Linked DNA regions of Homo sapiens: regions 2, 3, 4, 5, 6 and 7 are each linked to region 1. Evidence: chromatin loops called from intact Hi-C (ENCODE). Cell type or tissue: B cell. All regions are shown on one strand. Region 1 holds the start of KIFC1 (kinesin family member C1). Region 2 holds the start of WDR46 (WD repeat domain 46). Region 3 holds the start of HCG25 (HLA complex group 25). Region 4 overlaps BAK1 (BCL2 antagonist/killer 1). Region 5 holds the start of LEMD2 (LEM domain nuclear envelope protein 2). Region 6 holds the start of ITPR3 (inositol 1,4,5-trisphosphate receptor type 3). Region 7 has its middle 37 kb from the start of ZBTB9.

Region 1 (4,000 bases):
CTGCACTCCAGCCTGGGAACAGAGAAAGAGAACCTGTCTCAAAAAAAAAAAAAAAAAAAAAAAGGCAATGGTGCTATGGTTACGAAAATCTGGTGGACCCAACAAATCTTATCTCTCTGCTTAAAATCATCCAATGATTCCCCATCTCACTCAGAGTAAAAGTCCTCACAACGACCCCCACAAGGACAAACTGTGATCAGCAACCCCACTACCCATTACCTGACTTCCTTTCCCACAACTTTTCCCCTTGCTCACTTCATTCCAGCCACACTTCCCTCCTTACAACTCTTTAGGGACTCTGCTCTAGCAGATTCCCTCTGCCTGAAATGTTCTTCCCTCACTATCTGCTTGTCTGTCTCCCTCACTTCCTTCAAGTCTTTATTCAACTCATCTTTTCCATGGGGGTTACTGAGACCACCCTATTTAATACTCTAACCCGCCAGTTGGCCTCCCCTATGTCCTCAACCTTGAATTTCTCCTTTTCTCCACAGCACTTACGGCCTTCTGGCAGTTATATAATTCATTTATTACATTTATTGTCTGTATCCCCATAGAATGGCAGCTCCACGATGGCAACGATTTGTCCCTTGTTCACTGCTGCATCCTAAGTACCTACAACCACGCCTAGCATGTAGTAGGTGCTCAATAAATACTTGATTAATAGATCTGAGAAGGCTTTTACTACTTCTTACTGTCACATAATACTACTCTGCTCTCTGGTTGTCACGAGAGAAAGAATCTCTCTTAAGGCTGAATCCTAACTTCAGGGAAACCTGAACGTGAAATACTAGTAAACAAAGGATTCAGGCAGACCTTTCCTGGCACCAGAGATAAGTACACTCCAGCTGTCACACACATTCATCTCTCTTCACTGGAGACAGGAAGCTGCATATGGTTGTGGGGTGCAGCAGGGCACCATTTAAGAGAAAGAACTAAATCAATCAGTTTCATTGGGCAGGAATCTGCACAATTTGGGAAAGGAGAGAGAGAATGAGAAGTCTTTTGGCCCAGATTACCCTACTCTCCTTCTCCCTTTCCTACACTCCGAAGCAGCAGTGATAAGGAGAGGCGATTAACACAAAAGGACCTCAGCAAGGATGTGGCCTCAGACACCATGTCCCCAAAAGGAAGAAGTCATATCAGAACTCTCCCTTCTTACACACTGCAATCACACCCTGAGTAGGAATAAAGAAGTGGAAATGTGTCAGACGAGCCTGAGAATTCGAAATGAGAAATCTCGGAGACATGAAAGTTAAGGGAGGGGCTCCAGAAACTTGAAGCTAGGGGAGGGCAGACAGACGTGCCTTCCGACCTCCCCGGGTGCTCTAAGCCGTCTCCACTCCTGCCTCCGCCCCTTTCCACTTGTGCGGGGGCGCACGGACCTTCGCTCTCCCGGTAGACATGACAAAGGCCGACCGGGAGCCGGGGGCGCGACAGCATCGGAGCGGTCAGCCTTCGTCCCCATCCCCAGGGCAGGACACCTGCGCCGCCCCTACTCACCTGCGGATCCATGTCCACCTCGGTCCCACACGCGCCGGGGGAATGCAGTGGAAGAGAACTGGGTGCCGGGGATCCTGGGACTCGCGTTCTCTCGCCCGCTCGCGAAGCAGGGTAGAGAACTCGCACGGCTCCGGCCGCTACCAGCCCCGCGCCACACCCGCCACTTTTGAATTCCAACGGCCACCACCCACTCTCACCGCGCTCTGCACGCAGGGACCAATCGTCGCTGTCGCCACAGCCGAGGGCCAATCGCAGCGTTCTCCGCCACCCGAAGCCACACCCCGCCCGACAGGCGCCTTGTCTTTTCTGTTTCGCAGGCGCAGGAGAGGTAGGCGGATTAATTCCACTTCCGGTGCCACTTATGCTTCTCACCCCTCCCCTCCTCTAGCGGCAATAGTGCTGGACTTCCGCTCGGCTCCCCGCCGTCGCTCGCTACGTCAGAAAATGCGTGGACGTCGCCGCACGAACGCAACTGGCCAAGCGAAACTGGTGGCGGCCGGAGGAGAAGGGGCGGGGACGCTGGAGGAAAGAAATGACGCGTGCGCAAACGAGGACCCGTGCCGGGAGACAGGCGGGACTAGCGCCTCCTGGTGACTGCAGTAGGGAGCGCACTTGTTTTCCGTCGACGTGATTGAGGCTCCAGCGCTGCCTCTCCTGGTCGTGGTTGACTGGGCCCGGAAGTGGCTCCTGGAGCCCTCACGTGGATGTGAGTGGCCTGGTCTGTTCATTCCCTGGTAATGTTGCCATTTCTCACCAAATTTAGGAATTTTTGCGCTCCATTGAAGCCTGACAGTGGGGATTCAAAGCTCAGGAAAGAACTTTTCTTTATAGCCCTCTTCTCTCAGCCAGCCTACTTACCTGGGTGCTGTTACTGGTACTGGGCTCAGGGCCTTTGGAGTCTCGAGCTCGGGGAAGATTTACTGCTTCCATTTATGGAGTATTTTATGTTTTGCAGATTGTGCACCTGTATTATCTCGTCTTTTAATCACGAAAATTCACTGAGTTCCTACATTGTGCCACATTCTTTGTAGAGATGGATGGAGACAGGTTCAGAAAGATTACACAATAAGGTCACACTGCTGGTTAGGAATGGATCTAGATTCCATTAGCTTCAAAATCCAAGCTATTTCTGTTAACTCACGTTGCCTCTAACAGTCTCGGTGACAAGAGCAACCCCTTACGTGTGAATAGGGTGCTAGTTTGCAAAGTCGTTCTACCATATTTACTCATCCGAGTTTCCATCCAATCCTGGAGGTAGTCAGGACAGGGTTTTATTTATGAAACCGAAAGGCAGGGGCCTCAAGCATATGTTCGGGGATTTGGTGTGCAGTTGGAAATTGGCAGGTCTGACACCCGCGCTGCCGTCTTCTATCCATTGCTTTAACTTGGCTTCAAACAAGCTTGTAGAGAGAAGCAGATTGTGGGGAGACACACTGTCTGAAAACCATGTTGCCATCCCCCCAACCTTTGATATCCTGGGAAAACTCCAAAAAGCAAGAGCTTGAAGAGAACACAGTAAAAAGAAAAGGAAGAAACTAGAGAAAACCAACAATGGAAGGTAAAGGGGGATAACTGAGAAGGGAGACCTGAGAAGAAACATATAGCAAAAGATATTTATCAAATTAAAAAAAAATTTAAATGGAATGGAGAAATATAGACCCATTAGCAGATTAAAGGGGGAAAATGTATTCATCTCAATTGATGCAGCAAAGTCACTCAAAATATTCAACACCCGTTGATATTTTTTTTAAAACTCCAGAAGCTGATAAAGGACATCTTCAAAAATTTCGCAAAACACATCACCATAATGGGGAAATGTTGAAAGCGTTCCTTTCAAGATGGGGAACAAGGCAAGGATGCCTGCTCTCAATAATCCTCATCAATAAAACAATGGAAGTTGTAGCCAGTCCAATAAGCAACAAATATATAAGGACTACAAGAAACATTAATGTTAATATTCGCAGATGAAATTATTGCATGTGCAGCATCCCTAAAATAAAATTCAGATAGAATTGATAAATAAGTTTAGCAAGGTTGATGGATAAAAAATCAGTAAGAGGAAAAAATCAATTTTCAAAATCAATTGCATTTCCGTCTTCAGCAACACTAGTTACAAAGTGTAACTGTAAAAATTACACTATTTGGTGGCCGGGCGCGTTGGCTCATACCTGTAATCCTAGCACTTTGGGAGGCCGAGGCGGGCGGATCACGAGGTCAGGAGATCGAGACCATCCTGGCTAACATGGTGAAAAACTCTCTGTACTAAAAATACAAAAAAAATTAGCCGGGCGTGGTGGCGGGCGCCTGTAGTCCCAGCTACTCAGGAGGCTGAGGCAGGAGAATGGCGTGAACCCGGCAGGCGGAGCTTGCAGTGAGCGGAGATCGCGCCACTGCACTACAGCCTGGAAGACAGAGCGAGACTCCATCTCAAAAAAAAAAAAAAAAAAAAAAAACCAAAAAAGTTAGCCAGGCGTGGTGGCGGCCGCCTGTAATCCCAGCT
Region 2 (4,000 bases), 100 kb after region 1:
GATGCCAGGGCTGTTGGCAAGGAGGGTAACCACATTTCATCCTGGGGCCTCAGGTTAGAGAACTGTGTATTCTTTTTCAATTAAACCGACATTCCTAGCAATATGGTATGTTGCAAATGCCCTTCCAAAAGAATCATGCCAACCAAGATGAGGGAGAGTTAAGGGTTGTATATACAGGCAAGAAGTAGGTTTGAAGACATTTAGGATTTCACTTTCAAGAAAGAACACTGTGCCACAAAGAGATTCCAAGTGCAAGAGTTTGAACCTGAGGGGGTAATACAGGTGGTGTGTGTTAAGGTGGAAGGGGCTGTGGGGATATGACAGAAGTGCCTGGTCAGGAAACAGAGCCAGGTGTTTTTACATTTTATTAGCTACAGTATAGATCCTAGAGCTGCCTCATTCCCTCCCCTCCCCTCCCCTCCCCCCACCATGGGGTCAGGCCTTGCCAGGAGCCCCTGCCTTTGCTGCCTGGGCCCGCTGGAACTCCTGCTGCAGCTGAGCAAGGGTCTCCCTCTGTTGCTCTGACTGCCGCTCAAGATCCCGAAGCTGGGATTCGTATCGCTTACTAAGGAGAGACAAGGGAGACAAGCAGAAAGGGAGAAATTAGTAGGACTCACTATGGAGAGTGCTAAACGCAAGAAAGAGATAGGTGGAAAACTTGAGATCCAGGGGAGGGAGAAGAAGGGGGGTTAAAAGGGAAGGAAAGGGTTGGAGGAACTGGAGGACTAGGGGCCACTATGGAGAGCTGTTCTGCAATGGTTCAACACCTCTACTCCAATGGTTCACTTGCATCACAGGGTGCAGCACACGGTGGTGGAATAAAAACTCACATTTCAGCTGTGATATAGTCCAGCCTCTTCCCTACTGTGGCCCGAGCCTCCCCCAGCTCCTGTTTGACTAGCACCGGACCCAGAAGTTTAAAGACCACGTTGGACCCATCCAGCAGGGCCAGTTCCTGATGGAGGGATGGGACATATGTGATCAGAACCATGGCTAGTACAGGTCCCTCCTCGCCCCACAAATCCCAGTCCCTCACCTCTTTCACGATATTATTTTCTGTTAGTTGTGCTTCAAGTTTCTGCCTCCCCGACATGGATTTACTTAAGTCTGGGGATGAGAGGAAAGGCAATTTAGAAACATCAAATGTGCCACCTATCCCCACAATCCTAGTCAGGTGGATATGGATCTGAGGAAGCAGAAAAGGATGGGGGCAGCGGGTGAGTGAACAGGGAAGAGTACTGAGACTGAGGCGGGGAAGTCTCTGCACGCGAGGGCCCAGATGGGGCAACAAACCTTATCTCGGTAATGGCTTTGGGTTGTAAGTGCATTGGGCGAGACCATACCGACCCTGTTCCCTTACCCTTCTGTAGCTGTTGATATTTCTCCACTTCTCCCTGTAGCTTCTTCTGGATCAGCTCCGCCATGGCGGGGATGAAAGCCTACTGGGTGCGAGACAAGGGCGCTGGGTCTCACTCTCTGGAAGGTACCTGAGCTCCCTTTTCTGATCTGGCCTGCGGAAATGATAGCACTCTTGAGAGGTAGCCCTGAGGGGCACCGCAACCTCCCCCCCGTCCCGGATATCGACTCCACCCTGTCCCCAGGAGATGGTGGGCGAAACGCAAGACCCCAAGCCTCTCAACCGAAATCCTAACCTACTCACGTTCTTCCTTCAGTAGTAATAAACCCGGAAGTAAACAAGGAATGCTGGGAAAAGACTGTGCCGGAAGTTTCTTTCTGACCCTTGATGGGAAGTGTAGTTCTGACATGTTTAGGGAGTGGAGTTCTGCTAAAAAGACTAGACTAGGACATTTTTAGGCAAGATGGGGAAACTAATCCAGAAAAAGAAACCGCACCGCTACTTAGCCCCTGGCTCCGGACCTGCCTTTCTTTTTTAAATCACTCTTGCATAAGCTGCCGCTCGCGATAAGGTGCCAAAAACTGTTCCGCCCCTCTAAGGAGAGCGTGCCCTCACTCAAGATGGCACCTAGAGAGCTTCATACCTGGTACGCTGCTGATTGGATGAAGGACAGAGGGCTTCCGGGAGTTTTCAAGCCGACTGTGTGGCAGCTGAGAGGAGTTTTGCACGTGGATCGCCGTTCGGGTGGGCGAGATGGAGACAGCCCCCAAGCCGGGCAAGGATGTCCCGCCCAAGAAAGACAAACTTCAGACCAAGAGAAAGGTAGAGGCCTCCCTGGGTGGGAAACGAAGTTTTTAGCTGTGGGGTCGGGGGGCGGGGCGTGAGTGCGGAGTTCCTGATGTGCCTGTAGAAACCGCGGCGATACTGGGAGGAAGAGACCGTTCCGACCACAGCCGGAGCCTCTCCAGGGCCTCCTCGTAACAAGAAGAATCGGGAGCTCCGTCCTCAGAGACCAAAAAATGCTTACATCTTAAAGAAGTCTCGGATCTCTAAGAAGCCTCAGGTCCCGAAGAAACCCCGAGAATGGAAGAACCCGGAGTCCCAGCGCGGCTTGTCCGGGGTGAGCGTGGGACCTGATGGGTGGCGAGGCAGGCCGCCTCGTTCCTTGAGAGTGAGAGGGTTGGGGTCAATCCAAGGCTGTCTGCTAATTGCGTCCTCCTTTCCCCTAGACCCAAGATCCATTCCCAGGCCCCGCCCCCGTCCCTGTGGAAGTGGTCCAGAAGTTCTGTCGCATTGACAAATCCCGAAAGGTGAGGTCCAGCCGGAGAGTTGGGAAGTGCTGGAGGCAGGGAGTGTCTGGGTGAGTTGGATGGAGGCTGGGACAGGTAGCTCTCCTGTGACCCCACTTATCCTGTGGTTCTTCTGCCACTCCTCCCCACCAACAATGTTACAGCTACCACATTCTAAAGCCAAAACTCGAAGCCGACTTGAGGTGGCTGAAGCTGAGGAAGAGGAAACAAGTATCAAAGCTGCTCGTTCTGAGCTGCTGCTTGCTGAAGAACCTGGGTGAGTGAGCCCTAATCTGGACCCCCATTCCCTGCCTTTTGGGACTGTCTTTTCTCGTTTTTATGTTGGTATACTTGCTTCATATTGGGAAGCTTTACTGCCATCCTAACCCTTGCTTTCAGGTTTCTGGAAGGGGAGGATGGGGAAGACACAGCAAAGATATGCCAGGCTGACATTGTGGAGGCTGTGGACATTGCAAGTGCAGCCAAGGTGAGCCTGAGGAGGTAAAGGAGCCAAGGGATTGATTGGTGGTGCAGGACAATAGAGGAATGGGGGCTAGAAGAAGGCGTTACTGCAGGGCACTCTTTTTTTTCACTCTTCTCTTTCCCAGCACTTTGACTTGAATCTGCGGCAGTTTGGACCCTACAGACTAAACTACTCTCGAACTGGAAGGTAAGGTTGAATTCTAGTGACTCTTGAACTAAGATGTGTTTCCTTAACCACTTCAGCCATTCCCAGTGTATGTTTGGGTTGCTGATGAGGGGAGGGTCCTTCGATTTGCTTGGGTGTGAGGGTAAGCACCTACAGCAACATGTGTCTGCCCGCCTGGAGAGATGGGGCTGGCGTGGGGCAGACCTCAAGTTGTCTGAGTCGGTGGTCCCCTGCCTTAACACCCTGCCTGCCCCTCACCTCCAACAGACACCTGGCTTTTGGAGGGCGCCGAGGTCATGTGGCTGCCCTTGATTGGGTAACAAAGAAGCTTATGTGCGAGATCAACGTCATGGAGGCGGTGCGGGACATCCGGTCAGTGGCCTCACTGTCAGCGGTCAGTTGGGGTGAGATAGTCCATTCCTGATTGAATGATAGCCTGTGACCTCATTTCCCAATTGAACCACTCTTCCTCTCCCCCAGGTTTCTCCATTCTGAGGCACTGCTTGCTGTTGCTCAGAACCGCTGGCTCCACATCTATGACAATCAGGGCATTGAGCTCCACTGTATCCGCCGCTGTGACCGAGTAACACGGCTTGAGTTCCTGCCCTTCCACTTCCTCCTGGCTACAGCTGTGAGTGGCCATGGAGCTCAGGAACTGGTTGGAAGCCCTTGGGATGACCACCTCTCCTTTAGGACCCCAGCAGA
Region 3 (4,000 bases), 140 kb after region 1:
CTTCTTCACCTGGGGTACCCCTTCCAGTTTTCCCCTTGCTTCCCAGGCCCTTGACATGGCTTACCTGCCTTCACTCCCAGCACCTTGCCCAACAGGATAAGCTGGATCCCCTTGGCCTTCTGAATATCCCAGTGTCTTCAGGTTTCCCAAGACCACTTCCCTGTGGGCTTCCAAAATGGCCTTTATCATTTCTCCAGTCTGTCACCCTCCTTTCCTGCTCCCATACACCCAAGGCTTGTTTCTTCCCCTGTAAAAACCACTGCCTCAATCTCTGGTTCACTCAACTAGTCACCATGTCCTGAGGCATGAAGCCTCCTCAGCTCTTGGAATTGCTGGCAAGGGGTGACTGCCTCTGAGTCATTGTGTTTTTCAAAGTGATTTCTTTTCTGTAGCTTTTTGACCTAAGATCTCAGCAATTTGAACACTAACCTCTCCCCTCCTGGCTCAAGAATTACTCCGAAGTCAGTCTGCAGAAAATAAATATTTAGTATGACATGACACTTATCCCATTTCCTTTCTCCTTCCTCCTGAAGGTTTTTCAGGTGGCCCCATCTCTAGAATGACCTTTCCTTTCTGACTACTTCCTGGGCTTACATCCCTTCTGGTGGGTGTAACCTCTAACCTCTAGCTACTCCCAGGCCATTGGAGGAAGGTGGCCCCTGGCTAAAATAGCAGATGCTGCAAGGGATGAGAACCAGGCCGCGCAGCCCCAGACACTGTCCCAAGGGCTCCCTTGGGACAAGCCCAAGCTGACTCTGGAATCCCTCCTCCGTAGCAGCTCCATAGCTCCTCTGGTTGTGGCTGTGACAGCCCCTTGCTCGGGGGCTGCAGCACCCAACCCACACCCACACCGTTGGGGCAGGGCTAGACCAGGCGAAATTCGTACCATCCGTTTGTTTGACTTGGAGCCTTCCTGCTGTCCTCGCCTATACGCCTCGTTTGAACTTAGGCTCTAGACTGGAGAGACACGGGGACCCCTTTAAGGCCTAAGAAGAGAGGCGCAGTTAAGGAAAAATGTTACGTTTCCTGTGTCCTCCACCCCTACGGCCTAAACATTCCCTCCCCAGGTCCCTGGAGAGTGGTGGAAAGCGGTTCCTCCCCGCTTAGGCCCTTCGGATGCAGGTCTAGCCCGTCGGCAACGGGAGGTGTCCTGAGTGGGTCTGTGACTGCCGAGCACACCCGCCGCGGAGCGGAGGCTGCTGCTTCCTGAGGCTGAGAGTGGATCCGGCTCCGGGCTCTCCTAATTGGCGGACGCTGGGGGGCGGCGTGGTAAGGCAGAACGGAGCGGCATCTCAGCTCTCGCCTTTTCAGGGTTCCGCCCCATATCCGAGAGCCGCTCTCTAATTGGCTTGGGAAACCGTATCTCAGCGCTTTGGCCTAGCGACTTTGAACGTGTTTGCGCCTGAGACCGAAGTGCAGAAGAGGGCGAGCGCAGGAGGAGAGGCTTGGTGAATCAGCGATTCCTGATTGGCCAGGCGTGCCTTGAGGGCGGGGCCAGAACTGCGTCCTTAACTGACCTCGCCCTTGCCCAGATCACCGCCTCCGCGTTGCTCCGGGTTTACCCCGCCTGACTCGCTGCGCTATGCGTTCCCTCACGCCTGCCGGATGCCAGGCGGCGATGTGCCAGGCTCTGAGGGGCCGCGAGCTCACCCCAGACGCCGGCCCCGGGAATCCTCTGCTCCTCCACTTTCCCTTCCCGCTACTGGTTTCTTGCCCACCCACTCCCAGGTGTCACTCTTGGGACATCCAGATGTTCTGACATTTGACCTGACTCCAGCCTCAGCGCGAGGACGGGAGAAGGGCCAAGGGTATGAGATTTTGGACAGGAGAGGCATTGGCTACTCTGACAAAGAGCGTGGATTCCCAAAGAAAGGGTCCCCAGATACCCCGCAGGGGAGACTGTCGAGACAGGCGACTTTAGCCAACTAATGCTCGCACGCGAGGAGGGCTGTGCAGGCAGGCACCACGGTTCTTCACAGCCTTCCTTCTTTCCTTCCCCTGTCCGTCGCAGAACCCAAATCCTCAGAGCTGATCGAGAAGCGCGTGTTGTTGCAGAAGTCACTGAGGGGCAGACCTGGAATGTGAGCCGTGGGGCGAAGGGACAGCTCTGGAGACTCGTGATTCCGGAACCCGGTGGGCATTCAAGTGATACTGGAGCACGCAGTTTTCGGGGACATTAAGCTCGCCCCAGGGGTCCACAGGAACCCTCTGACCCAACGGTCTCTCTGGACAGGATGATCCAGAACAGACGGTGAAGAGACAAAACAGCGTGAAAGGGAGCGGCGATACCTAAACTGACCTCCGGAGGGCAGCATGATCAAGGGAAGGAGCTGTTCTCGCTCCGCTCAAACCCCCGCGCAGCCTCTGCAGCTTACTCCTGCTTCGGAAGGCGGCGAGGTTCCACCCCCACCACCCCGGTCCCCGCCGCCCTCTTCGCGCTGAAGCTGCGGAGGGTCTTTTTCTTCAGCCCCCAAATCCTCTGCTCTGTGGCTTAAGATTCCCAGGCTTAAACCCATAACTGCTAGGGTCATCACTCCTCAAACTTCTCCCTCACTTGTTTTGCTGATGACGGACACAGGGGCCTCACAGACTCAGAAGCATCTGGAGTCATTTCGAAGGACAGAACTGTGGCAATATCCTCTTTCCCCCTCCTAATCTCTGAGAACAGTGTCTGTATATGGCACGGGGGTCCCTAGTGTCATATAGAAGGACTCGGAGATGTCCTCATGGGCTGTAACGGCCCCCGGTGCTATTCAGGGATCTCTGTTCTTTAAAGAAATATCATTTCCCCTTATTTCTCTACCTTTGTGCCCTCACCTCGCCCTGAATTGTTTCTTAAACTGGGCTTTCTGGGAAACGTTTACTTCGTGTTCAACAGCAAAGTCTCGGCATAAGGCGAGGGCGGCAGGGGGTGGGGGGCGGGCGTTTGCTCGCCTTGGCATTAATTTCAGAGCTGCTGAACGTGGACAAAAGAGAGGGAACATCCTCCTTTCTTCCATTCCTGTAAATATGGACCCACCCACCCTCCACTTAAGATGGGTGGCTTTTCTGATTTTAAGATATCAAGCAGCCTGGCGAGGTGGCTGACACCTGGGATCCCAGAACTTTGGGAAGCCGAGGCGGGAAGATCCCTTAAGGCCAGGAGTTCTAGACCAGCCTGGCCAATATGGCGAAAACCCATCTCTACTAAAAATACAAAAATTAGCCTGGCGTGGTGGTGCCTGCCTATAATCCCAGCTACTAGGGTGGCTGAGTCAGGAGAGTCGCTTGAACCTGGGAGGCGGAGGTTGTAATGAGCCGAGATGGCCACTGCACTCCAGCCTGGGTGACAGTGAGACTCTGTCTCAAAAATAATAATAATAATAATAATAAAAAGATATAAATTGGCTGGGCTTTAAAATAAAGTAGTCAGAGGCCCAGGGTGGTGACTCATGCCTGTAATCCTTTTGGAAGGCAGAGGCCAGAGGATCTTGAGCACAGGAGTTTGAGACTAGCCTGGGCAACATAGGGAGACCCATCTCTACCAAAAAAAAAAAAAAAAAAAAGCAAAAAGCCAAGCATGGTGGCCCATGCCTGTGGTCCCAGCTAGTTGTGAGGCTGAGGCAGGAGGATTGCTTGAGAACAGGAGTTAGAGATTGCAGTGAGCTATGATTGCACTACTGCACTCCAGCCTGGGTGACAGAGTGAGACCCTATCTCTTTTTAAAAAATTAAAAAACAAAGTAGATTTAGTGTGAAGATTCAAGGAAAGAAAGAGAAAGCAAGACAAAACTTTAAGGAGAGGAGAATCGAAATTGGCTGACTTCACCCTGGACATAATGGACACAGCTATTCATGTTACGTACTAGCGTTAACAAAGTGTTTTCAGAAGCAGTTGTCATTAAACCAACACATTTATTGAAGCTCTTCTCTGTGTTCTGTGATAGGCACTGCGGATTCAGCAGAGACTAAATCAAAGTCCTTGATCTCGGAGAGCACATATTTCATCTAATTGAATTCAC
Region 4 (4,000 bases), 180 kb before region 1:
CCCAAGGTCCTCTCAGTTCTCTCCCTTCCTCTCTCCTTATAGACACTTGCTCCCAACCCATTCACTACAGGTGAAGGCTCTCACCCCCATCCCTGGGGGCCTTGGGTGAGTGGCCTGCTAAGGCTCCTCCTTGCCCAGACTACAGGGCTTAGGACTTGGTTTGTTATATCAGGGAAAAGGAGTAGGGAGTTCATCTGGAGGGTTCTAAGTGGGAGAAGGACTATCAACACCACTAGGAATCCCAGAGGTGGGATCCTCCCTCATGGCTCTGGCACAGTGTAATCCAGGGGTGTAGATGGGGGAACTGTGAATACTTGAACTCTGTTCCCCCACCCTCCATGCTCCTCACCTGTCTAGGTCTCCTCAGGGTGGGGGGTGACAGTGCCTTCTCTATTGGGCACAGCCTAGGGTCTTGGGGGTCAGGGGGGAGAAGTTCTTGATTCAGCCAAATGCAGGGAGGGGAGGCAGATGGAGCCCATAGGCCACCCCCTATCCTCTGAGTGTTTGGAAATAAACTGTGCAATCCCCTCACCCTGACTTAGTTTTTGTATTCTCTGCTACCCCTCTTTCCATCAGGCCAGACTGTGGGAACCTGGGCACGCCTGGCATACATCTGGCTTATTACTGAATAAAACCTCACACTAGGCCTCTAGAATCCCATAGAGGCCTGAGTATGGTTCTGCAGCCCCCACTCCGATGGAAGGCGTTCGCCCCTCCCCATGAACTTCTCTCATCTCGTTGGGTTTCATGCAGTTTCCACCCTTTAGGAAGTCTGGGAGGTCCTTTAGCTACAGAGCTGGTGGAGCAGCTGCACATATCTGAGGACCCCCACAGGCTACCTCTGACCTGGGCTGAATTCTTCTCCCACCCTGGGGCTACCACCCACGCTGGTCCAAAAGGCCCTTCTCCCCCACATTTAGCTCTGCCTGGGACACAATGTCCCAGCTCCCCCTTCCTGATGTCTCCACAGTCAGCACACACGCAGGGCTTTCATTCTAGTTTTATGCTGCTTGGGAGTCCCTATGGGTACCCAGCCAGGGGTGATAAAAATAACAAGCATGGGGGCGTTTAAATGTTCCAAAATCTACAGTCTTTCCAGTCCTGGGCACCCTGGTCTGTGTTTCTGACGCCCTTCCAAAAGGGTCACATGCAAGTCCAAGAGAACTCGTGAGTTTCACCTTCACCCTCCTGGGGTGGGCTTGCCAAGCCCCTTTTCCCTCCACAAGGTCTTCAGAGTCTAGTACAGACGCGATCTTGGAAAAGGGAAAAGGCGGCGCTGCAGGCAGTGGTGGCTGGAAGGTGGTTGCTACAAGGCACCCCGCAGTGTACAGGAAAAGCTCACAGACAACATTTATAGAACACATACTGTGTGCCAGGCTTTATGCTGAGAGTTCATCATCTGCCCAAATAATAGGTAGGAGACGGGGGTGGGGGTACTCAAACTACTATTTACAGATAAGGAAACGGGTGCTTTCTCAGAGTCACCCAAGGAGTGAGGACTTGCCACCAGGAAACTGGCTCGAGTTTTACGTGGAGGCCGGAGAGCAATGTGGGGCTCGCGAGCACAGGTTTAAGAGGCCCAGAGTGCGGGGTCGCCTCCCTCCCGGAGCGATGCCATAGAGGTTAGAAGTGGGCGGCTGCCCGAGTCCAAGATGGCCGCCGCCGCGAGCACGCAAGCGTGCCCTTCCTTGGGCGGGGCCTTTGGGGCGCACCCACTCCAGCCTCTGGGCTTTGAACAGCATGCGGCATTGAGCGGCGAACAGATCGTTGCATCGCTGGAAGAAAGGCGGGTGGGCTGTGGTTAGCCTACTCGTCTAAGGAGCTGCAACGCTAACCGGAAAGGCATGGGTGGGGCAGCCCAAAAAGTTTTGGCCTGCACCGCCCCCCAACGCCCTCTATTCCGCTGCCAGGATATTCTGAAACCAGGGGGCGAGAAGTTAGGTCGGACACAGTCAGCCAGGGGCTGCGAGGATAACGGGAGTGTAGGGGCTCTGTGGGTATTAGGGAAGAGAAACCAAAAAAACTCATTTCTACTCAAACTGTGCGCTGCTTCTGAGATTGTGGCTTGGTTTCCACCAAATACGTCTGGGTTCGTCACAGTCTGTGATGTCACTGAGCTGGGGCAGCCCGGCCAGGGAAAGGAGCGGTGTGCAGCTGTCACCTGCTTAGTTCTGCAGTTTCAGTATGAATACCCGCCCTTCCTTGCACACAACAGCCTCACATTCTCCCCACCCCCACCCTGCCGTTTTACCTTCACGTATTTATTTTTACCTCCTCTGAAGAGTATATTTTAGAGAGTCACCGAGTGTCCATCCAAACCCTTTCATTTGAAAAAATCCTTCCTTAGCCTAAAATCACTCAGTATATTGAACAAGTTATTATGACATAGTCACCTGAATGCATTAAAATAAATTTACATGTATTCATTAAACTTAAACCACCATATCCACTAGTTTTTTTTGTTTTTGTTTTGTTTTTTCACCCGTGACAAAAATGTACCCCTCCTGCTCCAGTTGTATGCACTTCAGATGTAGAGGCCCCATTTTGTAAGATGCTTGTAAAATGTGGATTTAATTTTTTTTTTTTTTTTGAGACAGAGTCTCGCTCTGTCACCTAGGTTGGATGGAGTGCAGTGGCACAATCTCGGCTCACTACAACCTCCGCCTCCCGGGTTCAAGCGATTCTCCTGCCTTAGCCTCCCGAGTAGCTGAGACTACAGGCACGCGCCACCATGCCCGGCTAATTTTTTTTGTTGTTGTTGTATTTTTAGTAGAGACGGCGTTTCACCATTCTGGCCAGGCTGGTCTCGAACTCCTGACCTCATGATCTGCCCACCTTGGCCTCCCAAAGTTCTAGGATTACAGGCGTGAGCCACAGTGCGAGGCCCAAATGTGGATTTAATTCTATCTGAGCTGAACAGATAAGGATAATCATGATTTCGTGTGTGTGTGTGCGTGCGTGCATGCGTGTGTATGTGTGCGTGCATGCATGCGTGTGTGTGTGTGTGGAGAGAGAGAAAGAGAAGGGAGTTATTGAAGGTTGCTGGAGGTGCCCAAAGGTCAGGAACCAGAATCAGCAAAACCCAGCTTCTCCTGGGGTGTGTTGAGCTGTTGCTGGACACGTTAAAGGTGAACACTGGACTCCTGGGATATAAAAGTAAGACGTGAGAGGACAGGGGATTCAGTTCACTAGAAAATAATACAACAGGCTGGGCGCAGTGGCTCATGCCTGAATCCCAGCACTTTGGGAGGCCAAGGTGGGCAGATCATGAGGTCAGGAGTTCGAGATCGGCCTGACCAACATCGAGAAACCCTGTCTCTACTAAAAATACAAAAAATTAGCCGGGCATGGTGGTGCATGCCTCTAATTCCAGCTACTGTGGAGGCTGAGGCAGGAGAATCGCTTGAACTCGGGAGGCAGAGGTTGCAGTGAGCTGAGATAGTGCCATTGCACTCTAGCCTGGGCAACAAGAGTGAAACTCTGTCTCAAAAAAAAAAGAGAGAGAACAAAAAGTAATGATTTGGCCTACTGAAGCAGATCCCTGGCATATTTTATGAGTGATCCAATGAAGGGGCACCCCGCCCCCATTACCAAGATCAGGTGATGGACTAACAGGCAAAAACTGGACTTTTCTAGGAAAGGCCACTTCATAGCTGAAGAGACTGAAACCATACAACCTCCCTTTACCTGGAGTATGGGATTTGGCAATGGACGTGGGCAGGCACCAAATGGATGCATGTGAGAGTGTGAACGTGCGTGTGGCTAAGTGTGTATGTGGCATCTGGTGAGTAACATGTGAGTGGGCATGGGTTGTTGGAATCAAAGTATGAATCAATACATCTCTTAGCTCCATTTATCTCAACTCTTCCTTTGCAATCTTGGAATCATTCCTGGTGTCCAATGTCACAATTTTTTCCAAACAGCTTTGGCTAAGGACACACTGAAGGCTCCACTGAACCTTGAGGTGAACCTACTTTGTGAAGTTCATGGCACAGACTTT
Region 5 (4,000 bases), 400 kb before region 1:
TGCCACCACTGGGGGTGGCTCCAGTTCAGTCCATATTTTTAAATCGCCCTGAGATCCATTGTTATAAAATAGACCATAACTCTGTGAAATGCTGTAACGATAACTTTGTTTAAGCATTAGTTTCAAGCCCTCTTAGAATACATGGGGCCAGTACTGATGCCGAAAGGCTCATTCTTTATATATTGAACCGCACAGCTGCAAGGAGTTGCACAAATGTTACCAACTCATTTGTCATGCAAACAGTGCTTCAGAAAGAAATAAAATACTATTATGTGGTATATGTGTTAGGCAATCACTATATCAAATTCATGGCATTCTGTGCAAACACATGCAGGGAAAAGGAAAACAACACTTGGTGAGAGAAATCACACCACATGGGAGCAGCTAAGTCAGGGGAGATGGGGAGGCTAACAGTGGAAGCTGACCAAGCCGAGGCTGTCATTTTCCCAGCAATTGTGGCCAGTGTTGAATACCCCTGAGGTGGAGCAAGTGGCAGGAATGCAAAACCCAGACAGAGGAGCATAGCATTGCCCAGGGTGTCAGGGAGGGGAGGGAATAAAGTGGGGAATGGGCAAGGGGGCTGTTGGGACAGATACGGGGCAGTTCCAGGGAGGAGGGGCCTGGGGGAAGGGGAGAATGGAATGGCAGGGGTAGAAATGGATGGAACCCATTGGGCCGGCAATAAATGTTTGGGAATGGGAGTTGAGGGATGTGGAAGGAAGATTATAAACTGGTTCTATTTCCAGTTGCCACATTCCCTTGCTTCCCTTAGGGGTTTCCTGCTAAGAGCCTTCATGTAACCAAATCACCTGCCCTGTGGGAGGCTCTACACAGCACTGACACTGCAAAGATGTGGGTTAAGTATAAACACGCATGAACGTGTGCCAGGCACTGTCCCAAGCACCTTAGCCAAACTACCTCTTCTAATCCTCACAGCAACTCTATTGAGGTTTACTGGCAAATAGGCTAACAATGTTAATTGAATATGATCACACATCTAATAGTTGTGAGTAGGGATTTGAAATCGAACTGTCTGGCTCCAAAGCCCACAACCTAAACCACCAGTGAGGCTGCAAGACCGTGTATCTCTGGAGTCTTCTCTCTCCCATGTCTCCTTGTAAAAATCCCATTACGCAGACACAGGCCCTCCGCAGAGAAGCCTCAACTGCCCATTCGAACCCAAGGGCATTTTGCTCCTCTGCCTCCACCATGGATGCTGCGTCTCCTCCAGGCTGGCGCTCCTTGGGGGCCAGTGTCTGTCCTAAGGCAGGGATCGCACCTACTTGGTGCTCAGTGTCGCCCAGTTAACAAGCCCGAAGTCGGGACAGGGTCTTGGAGCATGCCTGGAGTGTACTCTAAGACCCAAATAAAACCGGATCACACATCAGTCCCCAAGCCCAGAGAGGCAAATCATCCTGTCTCTCCATTCGTGGCAGTGGCTTCGTTCACCATTAAGCAATTCATCTATTAAATCAACGCTGACTTTACTGAACGCTTACCACCTGCCAGAGGCAGAGCTAGGGTTGGAGGACTCAGAGATTAATACCGCTTGATCTAACAAACAAAGGGAAGTGGGAGAGCGGAGAGAGAGAGAAAAACAAAACAAAACAAAACAAAACAAAAAATTTAATCCCCCTTGGACCTTCCCACCATGGCGGCTCTAAGAGCCACGTCAGACCGCCTCATCATGGCCGACCAAAGGCCAAGTGCAGACCTTCCCAACATGGCGACCGACCTTCCCATCATGGCGCGTGGCCCCGCCCGCTCCGCCGCGCCTGCGGGAGGGAGCAGTTCCGGGTGCGGTGCGCGCCAGGGGCGGGCGGGGGGCGGCGTCCTGGCCATGGCCGGCCTGTCGGACCTGGAACTGCGGCGGGAGCTGCAGGCCCTGGGCTTCCAGCCAGGACCCATCACCGACACCACCCGGGATGTCTACCGCAACAAGCTGCGCCGCCTGCGGGGCGAGGCCCGGCTGCGCGACGAGGAGCGGCTGCGGGAGGAGGCCCGGCCGCGGGGCGAGGAGCGGTTACGGGAAGAGGCCCGGTTACGCGAGGATGCGCCGCTGCGCGCCCGGCCCGCCGCGGCCTCTCCGCGGGCGGAGCCCTGGCTCTCCCAGCCGGCCTCGGGCTCGGCCTACGCGACCCCTGGGGCCTACGGTGATATCCGGCCCTCCGCGGCTTCCTGGGTAGGGAGCCGCGGCCTCGCCTATCCTGCCCGCCCGGCGCAACTCAGGCGCCGCGCCTCGGTCCGGGGCAGCTCCGAGGAGGACGAGGACGCCCGGACGCCCGACAGGGCCACGCAGGGCCCGGGTCTCGCGGCCCGCCGCTGGTGGGCAGCGTCTCCCGCCCCGGCGCGGCTGCCTTCCTCCCTCCTCGGTCCCGACCCGCGCCCGGGCCTGCGGGCGACTCGAGCGGGCCCTGCTGGCGCGGCGAGGGCCCGGCCTGAGGTGGGGCGCCGGCTGGAGCGCTGGCTCTCTCGGCTTCTGCTCTGGGCCAGCCTAGGGCTACTGCTCGTCTTCCTGGGCATCCTTTGGGTGAAGATGGGCAAGCCCTCAGCGCCGCAGGAGGCGGAGGACAACAGTACGTCCTGGGCCGGCGCAGGGGAGGGCCCTGGGCGCGCGTGTGTCCGCCGGAGGACCCCCCGTTCCTGTCGGCGCCAGGCCGCGCACTTCCGGCCTTGTCAGCTGCCTCTGACTGTCTTCTCATTTCCAGGCCTGCCTTCTTCCAGCTGTGGGAAGAGAGGGCCAAGGCTCCTGCATCTGCAATAATTTCTGCCTTCACTTTCTCCTGTTCTCCTTTTCTGCCCCAGCCCTCCCTTCTAACGTCTCCCTTTCAATCACAAGCTGTAGTCACTGCTCCTCCAACCTCTGGTTTTCTCCCTGGAGAGGAAGCCACACCCCCCTCTAACAGATTCACCCCATCCGTTTGGGTTCTTCCCTTTTGACCTCTGGCTTACACATTTAGTGCCTGTTTGAAGGCACTCCAGATTTCAGTGGCCCACAGATAGGATCTGGTTGGGGGTCCCACCTTTGTAGCACCAAAAAGTCCACTCTCCACTTCTTTGAATCACAGGGCCGCCGCTTTGTCAACAGGAGAATCTACCAGCCTTGCTTGCCAGACAGGTTAAACTGATCGCAACTGGAGGCCCTTATCATTGCTTGTAGCACCCTCATGGAGTGTGTTAAGAGAGAGACTACGACTCAAGGATGCTCACAGCCATCCTTCTGGCCACATTTAAGTTACATGGTTAGATATGCCAATGAGAGGTCTGCAGGATACAGTATGTATCCGGAATAGCTGAGGATTGTGTGTTTTCTGAAAGGAAACATAGAGATCATTTCATTATACATTTAGGTATAAAGGGCCACTGTAGTTCACCAACTTTTAATACTCTTTACAAAGCACGAATGTGACTAATACTGTTCCCAGCTTCCAGCCAAGGCCACATCCTTTCATGCCTAGCAGGAACTGCCAAAATACAGGAAAAAGCTAAAGTATGTCTTAGCTGGTGTGGCAGATGGATGTTTGGGAGTGTACAAGTCTGTGGGCAAGGGTATTAACAGACTCGTGTGCAAACACCCAAATGATTTCCCCACTATGAGAGCATTTATCAACTATGTGAATAGTTTGTCGACCTGCTAGAGAAATTAAGGAGACCTGGGAGTGTCATGGTACTATAACTACACTGGTGATGTCAAACAGTATCACACTGGTACTCACTGCTGAGATGCTTTAAGACAACAGCGCTAGAATGTATGCTGGTATTTACCTGGACTTCCCCTCCCATTACGGTGTTAATCTCTGTTTAACATATCATTGTTTACAAAACTCCTATATTTTGTTTTGTTTGGGCCTAACTCCCTGAGTTAAGCAGGGAAGGCCCATTTGATCCCGTTTTACAGACGAGGAGACAGAGGTTCAGAGTGGTTGAGTTGCCCAAGAAACTTGAGCTAATCATTTTCAGCTGGGACAAGGACCCAGCTATCGTAATTCCTAATCCAGGA
Region 6 (4,000 bases), 230 kb before region 1:
CCCTGCTTGGCAGAGCCAGCCCTCCAATCCCACAATCCATTCCCTTTACACCAAGATGAAAGCTAAACTCCCAGCAACCCTGGGAGAGACCAGTGACCCCTCACCTCCCAGGCTTGGGGTGAGCCGGGCCCTGTCCAGCATCAGTCCTGAGCTGAGGGTGCCAGGTTGTCCTCCAAGGCCATCAGAAAGAAGGCACCACGCGGCTGGCTGGTCCCACTCAGTGGATCAGCAGAGGAGGGTGGGTGTACCCTAGAGGACAGCCATGTGTGGTTGGGAGGATGAGACAATTTAACCCAGGCCCCCAGACTGTAAACGGGACAAAGATAGCCGACCCTGCCCTGGGGTCTGGCTGGAGAAACCACCTACGCTCCCATCCAGCGAATCACATCCAGCTGCTCCTCTGAAGATAAACCCATCCTCTCTACCTAATTTCTCTCCTGCCCTCTCCCTGCTACAGGCCTGGCCCTCTCCAGGGACGTGAACTGATTCCCTGTTCATCCAGCCCAGACCCTGGGAGGTGGCGGCCAGAATTAATTAATGTTTGTGAAGTGCTGGAGAGAAGCTAGAACCAAGGACCCAAGGGCGCCAGATGACCGGCGCAGGAAATTGAATGGGAGAGGCGGGGAGAAGGGGCAGCTGGCCAGGACCTTGAAGCCTGGAAGGGGAGGGCTGAGAAGACACTCCTACTGAAGCTGGGAAGAACAGGGAGAGAGCTGTGAGGAGAAGGTGCGACCCCTCAAAGGCACCACGGGATCGGTAATAGAGGATTACGGGCTCCAAGCTGAGCCTGCCCACTCCCGACAGCTCCGCCCTACCCTCAGAGCCGGGCACGTCTCGGCCCGGCTGCCCTTCCCCAACTCAGCCTCCAGCCACCCACCTGCCCGCCCCCGGGACCACCTGCAAAGGAAGCCTCCGTCCCTCCGCCCCCTCCAAAGGCGTGCGCGGGAGGGTAGAGGCTGCGCCGCCGAGGGAGGCTCCTCCTGCCAACTCCAGTAGGGAGCCCGAGTCCTACCTGAGCAAACACTTCACTTCCTTTCTGTAAAAGAAGGAGGCGAGCCGTTCCCGCTCCTTGAGACTAGGGGGACGTCCAGGCCTCTATCGGGGGGCGGCGGCTGGACGCACGCAGCTGGCACCAGGGCCCACGGCGCCCCCTCTTTACCCGCGCCCCTCTCGAGCTCGGCTCACTCACCCCAAAGTGCTGATGAAGCCATTGACGGAGCCCTCGGCGTACAGGGAGACGATGTCCCCGATGTGAAGAAAGCTGGACATTTCACTCATGGCTGCGGCCCTCCGGGGCCCAGGGCGTGGGGGGCGCCTAGGGGCGCGTGGCCAAGCTCAGTGCGGAGGACTGAGGCGTCCGGGGAGCGGGGAGGGGTACGCTCCCACCTCGGATCCCGACGCTCGGTGCGGCCGGGGCGGGCTGGCGGCCACGGGAGCCAGGAGGCGGCTCGGCGGGGCCCGGGGTCCGGGTGAGGAGGTGCCCACGTCTTGGCGCGCCCGCCGCCCGCCCGCCCCGCCCGGCCCGCGCGTACCTGCAGCGTAGAAGGAGCAGGAAGTCTGGGGCCACCACACACATGCAAATCCCGCCCGGGAGGCGGGGAGGCCACACCCCGCCCCCCCTCCCCCCGCAGCTCGCCCGCCGGCACCCATGTGCACCCGCCTGCCTTCCCGCGCCCCGCGCTCCTCGCGCGTCCGGGGCCCGGCCTCCCGGACGCCGAATGCGCCGCCAGCCCTCCTGATCTCCAGAGGCGTCCTGCAAGGCACCGGGTCTAGGGGGCTCTCGGAGCTGCCATCCCTGGGAGGCCCAGGCGTAGTGGGGAGCTCTCCGCCCTCGGGGTTCCCGGACTATCTGCACCCGGGCCCTCGGCTGGCTAAGAGCCAGTGCAGGCGCCCGCGGAAGGGGGAGTCCAGCTCTCCGGCGGGCGTCACCCCGGAGCCGCTCGCGGAGGGCGCGCCCTGGAGCGCCCTGGCCGCGGCCGCCCTGCGGCCACCGCGCGGTCTCCGCGCCCAGCTGAGAGCAGGCTGGCGCCCAGAGGCGCGCTCATCCCTTTGCAGAGCAAATTCGGGATTCATTTTTCTCAACGTGAAAAGCCTTTTCATTGCACAATAGAAAGTGCTCAGGCTTGGAGGGGAAATGAAGCAATGGGGTGGGTTTTGTTTTTTTTCTCTCCGCATTCCTGTGTACAAAGAGATCCAACTTCCGAATCAGTTCAGCCGCTCCCTCTCCAGGAGTTGGCTCCAAAACTCTTGGCTCCTTCCGTCTTTCCTTTCAAAAAAAAAAAAAAAGCAGGGATGAAAATTACCTTCGCTAGTTGACAGAGCACCCAAGCGCTAACGATGCCAAGTCTGGGTGCCGGCCCCCTGGGAGTGACCCGCTGCGGCAGCGCCGCCAGGCTCTGGCTCCCGAAGTCCTGCCCTCAAATTCGCGTCCCGGGCTCGCTTACTTTCTGTTCTGTTCCCCGGTGCTTGGGTGTTTGCTTCCTAGTCCTTTATTTGAACGCCTAAGATAGGGTGCCCATTGCCACCGCCATCCGATCACTTTTGCTCCCTTCGGACCCCCCAACCCCACTTCCTGAGTTGTGGGGGGGCGTTTGTCCCTGGGAGAGAGGGAGGAGGGGACTCGGTGACTGAAGCAGGAAGAAGAGAGGCTAGGGGAGGGGTGGAGACAGCTAAAAGCAAAGAGACAGCTGCTGACCCTGGGAGGAGAAGAGCCCCAGGCAGTGGTTTTTTTGTTGTTGTTGTTGTTTTGTTTGTTTGTTTGTTTGTTTGTTTTACGAAGACCCCCAGGAACGATGTGGGAGGGAAGGACACCTCCAGGATCGCTAAGTACCGTGTTTTACAGTTTTGTTTTGTTTTTTCACCATGGCAAACAGTAACAAGTTTTACAGCAGACCAGTCCACACCTTCGTCTATATATAAGCAAAACAATAGATCACCAAACAATACTTACTTTTATGACCTTTGATGCATGCTGATATTTTCTATTCTATTTCAGTTGTGTTCTTGTTGTTGCTTTAATGCTGATTGTAACCCACTGAACTGGTTTTTTTTAATGTCCCAAATGGGTTGCAAACTGCAGTTTAAAAAACCTCATCCAGTCCACTGTGCCAAAAAGAGATGACCAAAGCCCAGAGAAGGAACACCACCCATCAAGGGCACACGGCAGGTTCCTGGCAACTGGAGGCAGAAGCCAACCAAGCCTCTGATTTTTAGCCGGGTATTCTCCTATTACCCCACACCAACTGAGCCACAGCGATGGGTCACTGGAACCTCACTGAGAAGGGGCAGCCCCTGGGACAGTTTCACTTGCTCCCAGGAGTCAGGCCTCCTGTATCATCCCCAAAAGTTAGAAGGGAAAAATATGCCTTCATTCCATAAGCATTTATTGAAGGCCTGTGATGTCAGGCCTCTGCTGGGCACCAGGCTCTGATCAAGCTGTCAGCCTGGGCCCAATTGCCTTTTTCCCTTCCCCAGACCGTGAGGATGAAGAGGGACAAGTTGAAAACTTGCCTCCAGTGGCCACACTCAGAACTTGTGCCACAGCCACACCCAGGAATCCACCTCCTTCCTCCCCTGACATCCATATAGATGGTTCCATAACTCAGCCGAGGTGTAGCAGCCAGGAATGGAGGTCACTCCACTTTGGGTCTCTCTGGACTAAAGCACATGGCCTTGTTTCTCCCCACCCCTCCCCATCCTAGGAATACTTAGAGCCTCTGTCTCTCCACCAACCAGGAGGTCTCAGAGGTGAGGGCTCTGGGCCCCTGTCACCTGCTTCTTCCAAATCAGCTCCACTGTAAGCTATTTTATATACCTGCGTTCTGAGTTAGAATTTGTTTCAAGAAAGTTTCTGTTGGTTAAACAACAACAACAAAGACCAAAGTTTAAGAAACAGATGGTACAGCTCCAATGAGTTCCCTCCCCTGCTTCCTGCTTGAAGCCTTCCTATGCCTCCTCACTGCCCACAGAAGTCTACAGACCTGAGCCCAGCACACTGGAC
Region 7 (4,000 bases), 100 kb before region 1:
GCTGGGATTACAGGTGTGAGCCACTATGCCCAGCCAGAATGCTTAGAAGATGAAGGTGTTCCCTCCCTCCCTTTCTTTTTTTTTCCTTTTTCTTTCTTTCTTTTTCTTTTTCTTTCTTTCTTTTCTTTCTTTTCTTTCTTTTCCTTCTTTCTTTCTTTTCCTTCTTTCTTTCTTTCTCTTTCTTTCTTTCTTTCTTTCTTTCTTTCTTTCTTTCTTTCTTTCTTTCTTTCTTTCTTTCTTTCTTTCTTTCTTTCTTTCTCTCCTTCCTTCTTTCTTTCTTTCTTTCTTTTTGAGGCAGAATCTCGCTCTCTCACCCAGGCTGGAGTGCAGTGGTGCGATCTCGGCTCATTGCAACCTCTGCCTCCCGGGTTCAAGCGACCTTCTGCCTCAGCCTCCTGAGTAGCTGGGATTACAGGTGCATGCCACCACACCCAGCTAATTTTTGTATTTTAGTAGAGACGGGGTTTCACCATGTTGGCCAGGATGGTCTCGATCTCCTGAAATCGTGATCCACCTGCCTTGGCCTCACAAAGTGCTGGGATTATAGGCATGAGCCACTGCGCCTGGCTTCAGGTGTTTTCTTATAGCAGTGTTACGAGGTCCTGCAAGATCTTCAAGGGAACCTAGCCTCCTATTCAAGCAAAGGTTCTGAATCAGTGAACCAACTTCACTCTGAATCAGTGAACCAACTTAAGCCTGGAAACTGAGTGAGAGGCCACCATTCACCATTGTTATGACTCAAATCAATGCCTGACTCAAATCAGGTATTTGGCTGCTGGACATAGAGTTTTCCTATTATATAGATCAGTTAAGATCTCTGTAGGCCAAAGTGTTTTGATTGCTGAAACATTTCTGATGCCCTTTATGGTTGATGTGCCCACCTTGTCTTTGTTGGTTAAGTGCTTCAACTTGGCCTCTGCTACAATGCAATACCGTCATCCCCACTGAAATTAGGGGGCCCATCTTAAAGTTGGAACCACCTACAGCCTGGCCTAACAAAGGGAATAACCACAGAACTTGTCAAAGACACAGGTGCTCCCCTGACAAATGTATTTTTTAATGCCTTGGTAAAGGGAGTATCTTCTTGGGTCTTCACATAGAATATAGTTAGGGAATAAGTCACACATGATCAATCCACTCCAACATTGCCATCTCCCGGTGCTCTTGGATTTCTTCTTTCACGACACACCAGCAAAGCTCTGGCGTCTTAACCTCATTAAATTAGACCTCATGAAACTTGAATTTTGAGTTCAAGTTTCAGTCAATCAACAAAATAAGCAGTTAGATTCACCTTTATCTACACAAGCTAATACTTTACATTCAGAATTCTAGTAAGCACACTCACGTAAAAGGATTTGGCCTGATATTGTGTTATATTTTGCCCTCTGATCTACCAACCTCAGAATCCATTCCTATGTATAGTCACCAGATTACTACTAATATATGTTAGCAAGGCCCTGCAATCCTTTTCGTGCCTAAGCTGTCTCCTCCTGGGTCTTAAGTCCTCCTGTCCCTCTGGAGCATGCTAAGACTTTGTGGGTCTGGTGGCCACAGGGTATGGCTATGGTGGGTCTAGTGGAGAATGAGCATCCCTATTCAAGGCGTCTGCCTCAAGCAAGGTTGTCACAAGGATTTCAAGCAGAACAAAGGTAACGTCCTCAGACACCAGAGGGCAACCTACTTCTGCTGGTCAGGGGACTCAGAACGACCCCCTGATAATCTTGGATCTCAAGACTATGGGCTTCATTTGGATGTCTCAATTCATTTGAGTTGTCTCAGTTCATTTGAGATGTCTTGATTACAAGGTTCAGGATCCCATTCTTTCCTTATCAGTGCCCTAACTTTCACATTAAAAACTTGGCAAGACTGTGAACTGAAATGTCATTATTATTCAGCAACCTGCACAATTAAATTTTATTTTTGGTCTTCAGCAATATCAGCCCTGGATCTACAAGAAAGATTCCTAAAAATAATTTTTTTTAGAGACAAGATCTCGCTATGCTGCCCAAGCTGGTCTTAAACTCCTGGCCTCAAGCAATGCTCCTGCCTCAGCCTCCCGAGTTGCTGGGATTATAGGCATGAGTCACGTTCCCGGCAAGGTTCTTTTTAGGGTCATCATGGAAGCTTTCTGGTTCTCACTTCAAGACTTGAACTGAAAGGTAACAGACAGGAGCTTGTCATTTTTTCTCTTATGAGCTCCCAAGTACGCTGGAAAGAACTGTCCCACACCTTAGAGCTTATAGTCATTATTACTGTCATAATGGTGCAGGGTAGCAGCCATATGGGCTCCTGAGGCATGTGCTTCCTTCCGTTGGCACTCTATAAAAATCAACCACAGATGATGGCTTGACTAGTTGTGACGCCATTGCACGCCCATTTCTCATGGACAAGGAGGTTAGTACTGTGCTCAAGCCCAAGGACACAAACAAACCAATGCCCACATCTCACGTTTATCAGTCTATTCCTGGGACCACTCCTGGGACTGAATTTTTTTTTTTTTTATGAAGTTTTTGCTTTTTGTCACCCAGCCTAGAGTGCAATGGCACGATCTGGGCTCACTGCAACCTCCGCCTCCCAGGTTCCAGTGATTCTCCTGCCTCAGCCTCCCAAGTAGCTGGGATTACAGGTGTGTGCCACCACGCCCTGCTAATTTTTATATTTTTAGTAGAGATGGGGTTTCGCCATGTTGGTCAGGCTAGTGTCGAACTCCTGACCTCCAGTGATCCACCCACCTCGGCCTCCCAAAGTGCTGGGATTACAGGTGTGAGCCACCGCACCCGGCCAGGACCGATTTTTTATCAGTCTGTGTCCAATTAGTAGACAGAAACCATCCAGTAACTTAAACAGAGTGGCTTAATATAAAGAATTACTAAATGATGACAGGATGGTAACTATAAAGATGTGAAAAAAGCTCTAAAGGGTATTGTGGAGTGGAGGGAGAATACTACCAAGGCCCTGGTTGAGACCTTATTGGAGAAGCTGCGGCTGCAGTCCACTGGATGGCGGAAAGGTCTGCCACATGCCCAGGCCAGAGCTAGTCAGCAATCAGCAGGCAAGCAGGAAACAACCCCCAGGGTGCCAGGGGAATGAGGCTGATGGACAGGCCTGCATGGAGAGCTTGGCTGCTTGGAGCACGTGGTGTCCACATCAGGAGGGTTGCGAGGTGAGCTGAGGCCAGTGGACAGGCATGCAGAGACAGTGAGGGCACCACTACGGCTGTGCGGTCTGGAGTGTGCTAAATCTGCATTGGCAGCAGCAAGGTGGTCTCTGGGCCCACACTGGGGCCTCATGGTAGCTTATTTATAGTGTGCAGCTGAGGGGCTGCATTCCCATTCTTGGTGCACACAGCTTGAACAGAGCACTCGTAGATAGTCCCCACCATCGGCATACACTCATTGCTGTTAGACAATGGAAGAGGAGCAATAAAAGCAAAATGCAGCACACTGGAACTAGGAAGAGAAGCTCCCTTCCTTCTACAGTATCCCTCCTGTGCCCTCTACTGAAAAAGCTCAACATCACGCTCCTTGCAAAGGAGAAATGCTTACATAGTCCAGTCTTTAACAGTGCTTTGATAGGGCCAGGTGCAGTGACTCATACCTGTAGTCCCAGCTGCTTCAGAGGCTGAGGCAGGAGGATCACTTGAGCCCAGGAATTAAACACCAGCCTGGACAACATAGTGAGAGCCCATCTAAAAAAAAAAATCCTGTCGTAGTGGCATTCTGGCTGTCACATCTTTCCTGAGTTTGTGGCTGGTTAGCTTCAATCTGTCATTTTCTTCATTCAGCATATCAATGGCACTTAACAGCAACCTAATAAGGTATAAGATATACAGATTAGAAAGGAAAAAATAAAACTGACATCATTCATAGACGACATAGAAAATCCAAAAGAGTTCACAAAAACTGTTAAAATTAAGAAGTAAATTTAGCATAATCTTTAAAACAATTTTTTAATTTTTAATTTTTTTTTTTGAGACAGAATTTTGCTCTTGTTGCCCAGG

Evidence for each region. Hi-C counts contacts between places; a loop is a spot of excess contacts. Peaks named below come from ENCODE experiments on the same cell type or tissue, not always from the same donor. Only the 100,000 strongest peaks of a DNase experiment are listed, where the experiment ranks them.
Region 2: a loop joins it to region 1, with 8 times the contacts of the local background. A loop is called at or near these places in 22 of 110 quality-filtered maps.
Region 3: it touches region 1 in a loop (12-fold over the local background); 4 of 110 quality-filtered maps call a loop at or near these places.
Region 4: it touches region 1 in a loop (22-fold over the local background); 18 of 110 quality-filtered maps call a loop at or near these places.
Region 5: it touches region 1 in a loop (12-fold over the local background); 3 of 110 quality-filtered maps call a loop at or near these places.
Region 6: a loop joins it to region 1, with 5 times the contacts of the local background. A loop is called at or near these places in 4 of 110 quality-filtered maps.
Region 7: it touches region 1 in a loop (14-fold over the local background); 6 of 110 quality-filtered maps call a loop at or near these places.

The regions. Positions count from the first base shown.
Region 1 is chr6:33,389,498-33,393,497 of GRCh38, reverse strand. It overlaps KIFC1 (kinesin family member C1), which reads right to left and starts at 1,675. Exons shown (of 11, transcript NM_002263.4): 1 at 1,501-1,675. The coding sequence starts at 1,512. In B cell, a CTCF peak has its summit at 2,105 (motif pointing left); DNase peaks (open chromatin) are centred at 624 and 1,917; H3K4me3 peaks cover 1,474 bases; H3K27ac peaks cover 1,634 bases.
Region 2 is chr6:33,287,281-33,291,280 of GRCh38, reverse strand. WDR46 (WD repeat domain 46) reads left to right here and starts at 2,042. Exons shown (of 15, transcript NM_005452.6): 1 at 2,042-2,179; 2 at 2,268-2,477; 3 at 2,587-2,667; 4 at 2,811-2,923; 5 at 3,046-3,133; 6 at 3,255-3,316; 7 at 3,563-3,667; 8 at 3,776-3,926. The coding sequence starts at 2,111. It overlaps PFDN6 (prefoldin subunit 6), which reads right to left and starts at 1,680. Exons shown (of 4, transcript NM_001185181.3): 1 at 1,361-1,680; 2 at 1,037-1,107; 3 at 831-955; 4 at 348-565. The coding sequence starts at 1,424. The coding sequence ends at 436. MIR6873 (microRNA 6873) reads left to right here and starts at 3,992; the gene lies at 3,992-4,000. It overlaps MIR6834 (microRNA 6834), which reads right to left and starts at 1,036; the gene lies at 956-1,036. RefSeq lists enhancers at 1,914-2,447, 2,982-3,515, 3,516-4,000. In B cell, no CTCF peak of the experiment used is centred here; a DNase peak (open chromatin) is centred at 1,880; H3K4me3 peaks cover 2,315 bases; H3K27ac peaks cover 2,447 bases.
Region 3 is chr6:33,246,776-33,250,775 of GRCh38, reverse strand. It overlaps VPS52 (VPS52 subunit of GARP complex), which reads left to right. Exons shown (of 20, transcript NM_022553.6): 20 at 1-498. It overlaps HCG25 (HLA complex group 25), which reads right to left and starts at 1,240. Exons shown (of 5, transcript NR_044997.1): 1 at 1,121-1,240; 2 at 887-986; 3 at 65-160. LOC105375022 (a long non-coding RNA gene) reads left to right here and starts at 3,903. Exons shown (of 2, transcript NR_187834.1): 1 at 3,903-4,000. In B cell, CTCF peaks have their summits at 2,109 and 2,310 (motif pointing right); DNase peaks (open chromatin) are centred at 115, 1,395 and 2,305; H3K4me3 peaks cover 2,345 bases; H3K27ac peaks cover 1,675 bases.
Region 4 is chr6:33,569,083-33,573,082 of GRCh38, reverse strand. BAK1 (BCL2 antagonist/killer 1) reads left to right here. Exons shown (of 6, transcript NM_001188.4): 6 at 1-531. Among named protein-coding and RNA genes, the nearest start is that of BAK1, 9.2 kb to the left of the region's middle. RefSeq lists an enhancer at 1,377-1,666. In B cell, no CTCF peak of the experiment used is centred here; DNase peaks (open chromatin) are centred at 1,762 and 1,962; H3K4me3 peaks cover 1,599 bases; H3K27ac peaks cover 3,356 bases.
Region 5 is chr6:33,786,957-33,790,956 of GRCh38, reverse strand. It overlaps LEMD2 (LEM domain nuclear envelope protein 2), which reads left to right and starts at 1,827. Exons shown (of 9, transcript NM_181336.4): 1 at 1,827-2,576. The coding sequence starts at 1,841. It overlaps LOC105375024 (a long non-coding RNA gene), which reads right to left and starts at 1,579. Exons shown (of 3, transcript XR_926707.3): 1 at 1-1,579. RefSeq lists enhancers at 1-401, 1,612-1,701, 2,314-2,863 and silencers at 1,792-2,171, 2,212-2,661. In B cell, no CTCF peak of the experiment used is centred here; DNase peaks (open chromatin) are centred at 1,756 and 2,656; H3K4me3 peaks cover 2,242 bases; H3K27ac peaks cover 2,678 bases.
Region 6 is chr6:33,618,881-33,622,880 of GRCh38, reverse strand. ITPR3 (inositol 1,4,5-trisphosphate receptor type 3) reads right to left here and starts at 1,559. Exons shown (of 58, transcript NM_002224.4): 1 at 1,190-1,559. The coding sequence starts at 1,278. RefSeq lists enhancers at 1-85, 86-635 and silencers at 1,157-1,342, 1,222-1,371, 1,382-1,551, 1,602-1,721, 1,752-2,061. In B cell, no CTCF peak of the experiment used is centred here; DNase peaks (open chromatin) are centred at 950, 1,620 and 2,460; H3K4me3 peaks cover 2,616 bases; H3K27ac peaks cover 2,790 bases.
Region 7 is chr6:33,489,962-33,493,961 of GRCh38, reverse strand. No RefSeq gene overlaps it. Among named protein-coding and RNA genes, the nearest start is that of ZBTB9, 37 kb to the right of the region's middle. In B cell, no CTCF peak of the experiment used is centred here; a DNase peak (open chromatin) is centred at 1,661.